2 separate regions of the Homo sapiens genome follow, and region 1 is linked to region 2. A link is an interaction called in ENCODE POLR2A ChIA-PET data of the cell type or tissue named here. Cell type or tissue: A673. All regions are shown on one strand. Each heading gives the region's core, and the rest is flanking DNA. Links, peaks and the distances in the headings are about the cores only.

The links. Peaks named below come from ENCODE experiments on the same cell type or tissue, not always from the same donor. Only the 100,000 strongest peaks of a DNase experiment are listed, where the experiment ranks them.
Region 1: POLR2A ChIA-PET joins it to region 2 with 8 read pairs; 3 of 35 experiments call an interaction of 5 or more read pairs at or near these places.

Annotation. Positions count from the first base shown.
Region 1 is chr2:85,149,147-85,153,542 of GRCh38, forward strand. All of the region lies in intron 3 of TCF7L1 (transcription factor 7 like 1), which reads left to right. Among named protein-coding and RNA genes, the nearest start is that of TCF7L1, 18 kb to the left of the region's middle. In A673, for the core only: no CTCF peak of the experiment used is centred there; a DNase peak (open chromatin) is centred at 2,115.
Region 2 is chr2:85,253,287-85,257,682 of GRCh38, forward strand. All of the region lies in intron 3 of TCF7L1 (transcription factor 7 like 1), which reads left to right. Among named protein-coding and RNA genes, the nearest start is that of TCF7L1-IT1, 69 kb to the left of the region's middle. RefSeq lists enhancers at 2,209-2,931, 2,932-3,655. In A673, for the core only: no CTCF peak of the experiment used is centred there; DNase peaks (open chromatin) are centred at 2,275 and 2,825; H3K4me3 peaks cover 418 bases; H3K27ac peaks cover 2,561 bases.

The DNA of each region.
Region 1 (4,396 bases), core at 208-4,207, 100 kb before region 2:
GCAATTAGTATTTAGTGCGGGTTTTGAATTTACATGGTTGTCAATTCCCTTTGCAAAAACTTAACAAATTACTTTAACATAATTGCCAGTTTGTGTGAGTTCTTGATCAAATAGCTATCAACAAGATAATGTGCATATATATGTGTGTATATGTGTATATATGTATATACACATATACACATATGTGTGTATATGTGTATACACACACACACTAACTTTATAAATAAGTTGAAATTTATATGTAGGATATATGTAAGCAGTATAGTATATAAATATAAATTACATTTTAACTTTTAATTTTATAATAATTTCAGTCACAGAAAATATACAAAAATAGCACAAATAATTCCCTTGTACTTTCCCCTAAATTTGCCTTCTTTCTGTAACTTTTTTTTTTGAGATAGAGTCTGGCTGCAACGCCCAGGCTGGAGTCAGTGGCGCCATCTCAGCTCACTGCAGCCTCCGCCTCCCGGGTTCACGCCATTCTCCCACCTCAGCCTCCCAAGTAGCTGTGATTACAGGCACCTGTCATTACACCTGGCTAATTTTTGTGTTTTTAGTAGAGACAGGGTTTCACTATGTTGGCCAGGCTGGTCTCAAACTCCTGACCTCAAGTGATCTGCCTGCCTCAGCCTCCCAAAGTGCTGGGATTACAGGCGTGAGCCACCGCGCCCGGCTCTGTAACTTTTTTCTGAGCCATTTGCAAGTAAGTTGCAGGCGTAATGTCCCTTTACTTAAGGGGGCATAATTTGTTAGATTGCATCTCTGATACTATAGAGCATATTTGTGACTCTAAATAAGATGAAGGGACAAGATACGTTCTAAAAACAAGGACATTCGCCAAAGTGTAATTACTGAAATCGGGAAATTAACATAGAGACAGTACAATTGTCTCATCTATGGAACTTATTAAGATTTTGCCAGTTGTCTTACTGATAGATGTCTTTTGTAGAAGAGGAAAACATTTTTACTTTTATTTATTCATTTTTTTTGGCTTTAGGATGAGTTCAACATCACATCTTATGCTTAATTGTCTCTTAGTCTCCTTTAGTCTGGAAGTTCTTCGGCCTGTCTCTCATGTTCTTGACTCTTTTTTTTTTTTTTTGAGACGGAGTCTCGCTCTGTCGCCCGGGCTGGAGTGCAGTGAAGCGATCTCAGCTCACTGCAACCTCCACCTCCCGGGTTCACGCCGTTCTCCTGCCTCAGCCTCCTGAGTAGCTGAGACTACAGGCGCCCGCCACCACGCCTGGCTAATTATTTGTATTTTAGTAGAGACGGGATTTCACCGTGTTAGACAGGATGGTCTCGATCTCCTGACCTCGTGATCCACCCGCCTTGGCCTCCCAAAGTGCTGGTATTACAGGCGTGAGCCACCGCGCCCGGCCATGTTCTTGACTCTTTAAAGATTACAGGCCATTTATTTTGCAGAAGAACCTTGACTTTTTTTTTTTTTTCTGGTGTTTCTTCATGAGTAGCTTTAGGTTGTACATTTTGGGCAGGAAAGATAGGGTGTTCTTATTGTATCTCCTCAGGAACGTTATCTATTTTTCCCATTATAGGTGATACTAATTTTGTTTTCTTGGTTAAAATCATGTGTTCCAGCTTTCTCCAAGAAAGTTACTACTTTTCTTCTTTGTAATTAATCAGTACTTTATGGGACATACTTTGAGACTATGTAAATATCCCATTTCTCATCAAACCTTTACCCAATGGTTTTAGTGGCCATTGATGATTCTTGCCAGAAACAATTTCCACTGTGACAGTTGCCAAATTGATGATCAGTTTTTAAAAATTGACAGTGTAGGGCAGGAGCAATAATTTTTTCAGTTGCTAGATTGTTTCTGTGACACTATAGAACATATTTGTGCATACTAAATAAGGTGAAAGTATGAGATATCTTGGGGTCTCTCATTTTTAAAAAATAACAGGTTTATTTTCTCTGAAGCTTTTATAGTCTTTATTATGTCTGGATCAAAGATGATTTATCAAGAAACTATACTGCAAGATTTTGGAGTTTTTTCCTTACGAAATGTTGAGATAGCAAAGTTGACATTCTGCTCAGCATTTTTCATAGGATGTGAGTAACTTCCTAATTAGGTTTTTATCTTGATGACTCCTGTGGAGTTTTTCACAGTCTGGATTTTGCTAAGTGCAACCTCATGATATCTTTTAACATGTTGCTCTATCCACTGAAGTTCTTGAAAATTATTAGATTTAGATTTTTGGTCAAGATTCAGAGTGTTTCTCTCTCTCTCCCATTCCCTCTCTCCTTTTTTAACTTATTTTTGCAAGACTGCTTCATATAATAGATGTTGTTTTCCATCAGAGATACTGATTATCTCTCTGTGATGTCAGCAGCTACTAATTATCAGCACCCACATCCTTTACCTCATTTGCAGTTTCAAAATGGTGATAGTCTATTTGTATCATTCCCTTGTCTATCAGTTATAATATTTTTAAAAAGAGAAACTACCCCTCACCAACTCTTTAGTTACCTCAGATCAGAGGTCAGCAAACTAGAGTCTACAGGCTGAGACCAGTTTGCCACTTACTTTGATAAATAAAGTTTTATTAGAACACAGCTATATTCATGCATTTGCATATTGTTTAGGGCAGCTTTGGGGCACTACAAGGTGCCCAGTTAATTAGCTGTGATTGAAGCCATATGTGGCCCACCGAGCTGGAAAGATTTTCTGTCAGGCCCTTTGCAGTAAAAATTTGCTGACCCTTGTTTTAGATCATATGGGGAAAGCAATTTAAATGCCTCATTCTTTCCCTTTATATACCAGTTTCCTCCTGGTTTCATGGCACCCTGTAAAGGTGACCAATGAAGCTTAAAATATTATGAAATAGATTTAAACCTACTTAATGTCTTTCAATCCATTTGCAATTATTATCCTTATTGATACCCAAACTGTCCCATCTTTAGCCAGGGGGAGCCTCTTCAGGCTGGCTTCTGAGTCCTTGTGACACAATCCTGGTGGTCTTGGATGCTTCTCTGCTTACTGGTCTGGCAGGATACTCCAGCACACCTTGTACATTTCTTGTCCCAGGCCAGGAGCTGGCCATTTCTAGAAGAAGCTCTGTCTTCTTTTAGTGGAGAATGTTACTTACAGACCACTGTCTGAACCCTAGGGTTGCATATATAGCTACTAAAGGTTATTGTGTTTAATGTTATGAGTGCACTAAGCAGTTCTGTAGCGACTAGAGGTAGAATATAATATGCCTATTGTAATTTTAAAACAATAAGCATTTATTTGCTCTAAAAGGATATACCATTCTCTCTCTCTCTTTTTTTTTTTTTTTGAGACAGAGTCTCACTCTGTCACCGAGGCTGGAGTGCAGGGGCGCGATCTTGGCTCACTGCAACCCCAGCCTCCCAAGTTCAAGCAATTCTCCTGCCTCAGCCTCCCAAGTAGCTGAGATTACAGGCACGTGCCACCATGCCCGGCTAATTTTCGTAGTTTTAGTAGAGACAGGGTTTCACCATGTTGGCCAGGCTGGTCTTAAACTCTAGACCTCGGGTTATCTGCCCATCTCGGCCTCCCAAAGTGCTGGGATTACAGGTGTGAGCCACCACGTCCAGCCTAGTCTCTTTTTTTAAATGTACTCTTAATATTGGTGATTCTGTTCATCAATCCCCCTACTTAATAGTTGTATAATTTTACATGATAATTGCTTTCTACATAAAATTAATATTTTTCATGCTTATATTTTACTCTTTCAACAAAAAATAAGCATATATATATTTCTACCAACTGATACATTTCAAGAGATAAGGGTCACAAGGAGATTTTCACTCAAGTTGCACGTGGAATGTTTACCTGTTTTTGAAAGGGCATGCTCAGATAATGACAGCAGATTTGAACAATGCTTCGTTTCCTTAGTTCTCACATTGCTACATGGATGGGATATGTTGGTCACCTATGTGATTACATCATCATCAATCAGGCAGAAGTTCAGTCCTTCTGAAGATTCATGCTAAAGCTGGATAACAGATTTCCATTGACTAGTATAGGCTGAAGCCATACTTTGATGTATTCCCAGGATCTACCTCATAGTTGCAAAGATTAAATAAGGTTGCATATAAGCATGTAGAACAGTGCCTGGCACACACAGCAAGGGTTTTGTTAAGATAAACTCATTATCTGTTTTAGTGGTCCTGGGTTTCATGATCTTGCTAGCCTTTATAAATTTTTTTTTTTTTTTTTTTGAGATGGAGTCTTGCTCTGTCACCCAGGCTGGAGTACAGTGGCACGATCTTGGCTCATTGCAAGCTCCGCCTCCCGGGTTCACGCCATTCTCCTGCCTCAGCCTCCCAAGTAGCTGGGACTATAGGTGCCCACCACCACGCCCGGCTAATTTTTTGTATTTTTAGTAAAGATGGGATTTCACC
Region 2 (4,396 bases), core at 139-4,138:
GCCAGTCAGAAGTGTGATTGTCGTTTTACCTAAACGCAACTGCTGTTGTTCGTAAGGTCAGAAACCTGCTCACAGGGGCGGGGGCGGGGAGGTCTGGTCTGTTGGCTGTTTGACCCATTTGGTTACGACCTCCATGCTTTGTCCTGAGTAGGCTGGTTCATGCTGGCAAGTCAATGCAGAAATATTGATCAGGTTCCTACTAATTGCAAGGATTGGGTTGAACGTTGCAGTAGGTAAGTAAAAGATGAGTGGGGCCATGACCTTATATAGGAACTGTCTGTTTCCTGGTCCACCAGAGCAACAACACAAGTAGTGGAACTGATCTCAAGGCAGGGAAAGGTTAGTGTCACAACAGAAGAACAGTGAGCTTTGGAGCCTCAAAGAAAGAGGGGCCATCTCCCTGTCCTTAAAAGAAATCTTCCTCCTTTTTACTACCATCGTAAGAGTTTACCTACTCCAGGCCCTGTGCATGCTAAGCGTTCACTCAGTTAAACCACCACACAATCTTAGGAACTGGATTATACTAATACCTTTTCAACATGTGGGAGCTGAGGCTCAGAAAGATTAACTTTAGATCAAGGTAACAACTGGTAAGGGGTACAGTCAGGATTCAGTCCTAGCTCAGCCAGACCCCACTGTCATGTGTGACCTTGCAGTGGGGCAGGGAGTGGCAGCAGGAGACTGAGTGGGAGCCCTTGGGTCTTTGGGATGGTTTCACCTTTGGAAGATCCAGGCCCCTCTTGCCATGAGAGCCCCATGAAGGGCTCATGGCCTGGAGCGGGTGGGAGGGCAGGAAGCCCAGCTGGGCACGGGGCAGCTGGAGGAGTGCCTTATTTGAGGCTGCTCTCGCATCATCTCATTAGGGATAATCATTTGTAGACTTGCTGCCACTGCAAACCATCGGCCCCGCTCAAATTTTCCCTGCAGCAGTGATGATGAAGTGATTCCTTAGCAGAACTGCTGGGTAACACAATTAATTCAGACTTGGGGTGGATGTTAGTGTGAATTAGGGGGTCTTCTGAATTATAAAACCTTTCAAAAGGAGCACAGGTTTATTGCTTCTGAACTTCACCAGGAATTGAAGCCAGACTGGCAAGGGGGCTCCCTGGACGAAGTCCTCTGTGTGTCCCTTGTAGGTCAGTGGTGCTTTTTCCTGCATTGGGGGGGCTTGAAGGTTGTTTCATAGCCATTTAGATATTCCCCTTGGAGTCTTGCTTGCAATTAATCTGTACTGTCTGTAAAAAGGGTTTGCCTAGCAAAGGTAAACTCCAGCACCCCGATCCACATTAATGAGTTTTGCCTGTGTAAACCACGTTAATTGTGGTTGTTGCTTTTTAATTGTCCTTAAGTTTCTTGTATGTTAACTGCTCCAGGCTAGAACTCTGGTTTCTGTTTCCGTTGGGGGCTCTATTCTCACTCCTACCCAAATAGCCTCGCCAATCTGCACTGAGATCTGCTCCCCTGCCCCCACCCTGTCTGGCATTAGTACTAAGAAGAGAATGAAGCTCAGAAAAACAGCCTCACTGGCCTAGATGAGGAGGCACAGGTATGTGGGGAAAACACGAGTGGAAGCCACAAGGTCTTCTGAGGGTCTGGAACTACCAGGTCAAGAGAAGAAAGACTTCAGATTGTCACTGTTGGATGTCTTAATATGAGGAAGGACTCAAACAGAGCTGTCCGCAGCTGCAACTGGCTGTCTTGAGAGGTGGTGACCTTTCTCGAGAAGGGTGGAAACTGTAGCCAGACAACTACTTGGTGAAGCAGCATACAGAGAGATCGCCCTTCTGATGATGCGCCCAGTCTGAGGCCTCACTGAGATGGCCTCAAGAGTGTGTCTTGAGCTGGTTAGAAACTTACCATCCTGGGCCCCACGACACACCTCTTGACCCAGACTGCATCTTAACAGGATCCTCAGCTAATGCATGCGATTGTTCACTTCCAGGGCCTCTGGTTCAGGACCAGGGTGCATGAGCATCACCTGGAGGAGATTTTTAATACAAATGCAGGGGCTGAGCTGCTGGCCTAGGACATAGAAGGACCATTCCCATACCTCACAGTCCAGCTGTCTCCCCATTCCCTCCCCCCTACATGCTGTTGTGTTTCCAAGTTCATGCCTGTGTGCACACCTGCACACAAGGGAATAGGAAAATGGCTTTGATGTATGGAATCATGTCTACAAGCTGCTTCAGTCAGGGGCCCTTCTTGCTGAGAGACCAGGCAGCTTTCCCAGGGAGCCCCAGGGCAGGGGCCTGAGGCACCTGCTTCCTGTTCTGTCCCCTGAGAGCTCCGCTTTGCCGGGAGAAAGGAGAAGCCTAAACAGGGTGGGCTGGGTCTGCGAGGCCTGCCTAAGGCTGCCCTCTGCCTTCCCAGCCCTTCAGTCCCTGATCCTTTCGGGCCCCTCCTAGGCCAGAATGTCCCAGATTAGATGGGGTGGGGAGGATGTCTTCTGGTTGCTGTAGGCCTGCATTAGGGGAGTATCCTCTCTGGTCCCACGTGGGGCAGGTGCCCAGAGCCAGGAATGAGCCGCCTGTGGTGATTCCTGTGTGTCTGGAGTCCAGGAGTCCCTTGCACTGTTGGCCAGTGGTCACTGTGCGGTGATTGACTGGGCTCAGTGTCTGTAGCTTTTGTCTGAGCCCCTTGCACCCCTCCCCGGGGATGATTGTCTGAGTTGGTGGATGTTAATCTGCAGCCCCTGAGAAGCTGCCTGGCAAATGGGAGGTTAATGTGCAAACAGCGGGGAGCATTGTCCATGTGTGAGGCTGGACAGCAAGTGGGAGGGAAATAGTTAAAAATCCTATTCATGGCTCAGGAGGGGAGGAGGGGTGGGCGCAGGAGCAGGCCCGGCCTTGTGCTAATCTTGCTGGAATGTAACTAGTTCGGGCAGTTTCTGGCTTCGATGTGCTTTGGGGCCGGTTGGCGTCCCCCCCGCCCCAACCCAGTACATCGATGGTGCGTCCGCGCGCCGAAGGCTGCTCTTTGTGTTCTCTGCAGCCACAGCTTAGAAGCGTCCGAGTCAGACCGCTTTCAGTTGTAAGGATGGGGAGGGAGGAAGCTCAGCGAGGCAGTTGTGTTATCCAAATCCACAGGCTCTTTCTCTGTTGGAGGATTTGGGTGGGGGAAGGGAATGGGCAGAAGAGAATGTTCAAGGAGAAAGACCCTAAACCTGTTGGGTCAGGCTGCTCAGCTGCCTAGAGGCCTGGGAATGCCTAGGGGGAAGCCCCTGCTTCCGGACACACAATCAATTACATATAACAGTGGGGCCTTGTGTGTGTAGGCGGGACACTGGGAGGGGTCGGCTCACAGCTCATGTTTTAATGCTTTACAAGGAGAGTGTGTTCATGCATTGCTTCTGCAACTTATAATCAATTTAAAACATTCTACATCTTGATCTAGGCTGGTGGTTACATTGATATTTACATATTGGGCCAGGTTTGGTGGCTCATGCCTGTAATTTGGGAGGCCGAGGTGGGTGGATCACCTGAGGTGTCAGGAGTTCGAGACCAGCCTGGCCAACATGGCGAAACCATCTCTAATAAAAATACAAAAATTAGCCGGGTGTGGTGGCGGGCATCTGTAATCCCAGCCACTCGGGAAGCTGAGGCAGGAGAATCACTTGAACCTGGGAAGCAGAGTTTGCACTGAGCTGAGATCGCACCATTGCACTCCAGCCTGGGTGACAGAGTGAGACTCTGTCTTAAAAAAAAAAAATTACATATTAAAAATTCACTAGAGCCTGGGCAACGTAGTGAGACCCCCATCTCTACAAAAGTTTTAAGAATTAGCTGGCTGTAGTGGCACATGCCTGTGGTCTCAGCTACTCGAGAGGCTGAATCAGGAAGATTGCTTGAGCCCAGGAGTTCGAGGCTACAGTGAGCTCTGATTGAGCCATTGCACCCCAGCCTGGGCAACAGAACAAAATCCTGTCTTAAAGATTCATTGAGCCGCACACGAGATTTGTGTACTTGCTTATGTATACATATTACACCTTAGTTTTAAATATTTTAAATTAATTTAAAAAAAGAAAAATCCCTCCTTCCTGACCTACCAAGGCCTTGGCTGTCCAGCACAGCTGCAGGGAGGAAGAACAGGTTCCCCGGCTTAGCTCCAGGGCATCCTCGGACTGCCCACTGGAGTGGGCGCTGAGCTCCCACACCGCTGTTTGGAAACAGAATGAAGTTGCACAGCAGCCAGATTCTGGGGCTTCCCCACCCAAGTTTGCCACTTTGCTCATGGGATTTGAAGAAAGCATCAAAGGCAGCAGCTTTAGAAAATAGCTCCAAGGGCCCCCCTTGGAGTGAGGTCACCTTCTCAGCTCACAGAGGGCTGTGGTGCCAGCTGCTGGCCACACATGCCCACGGGGCTGCTCTGGCCCTGCCTGACCCTGACTGGCTTCCCC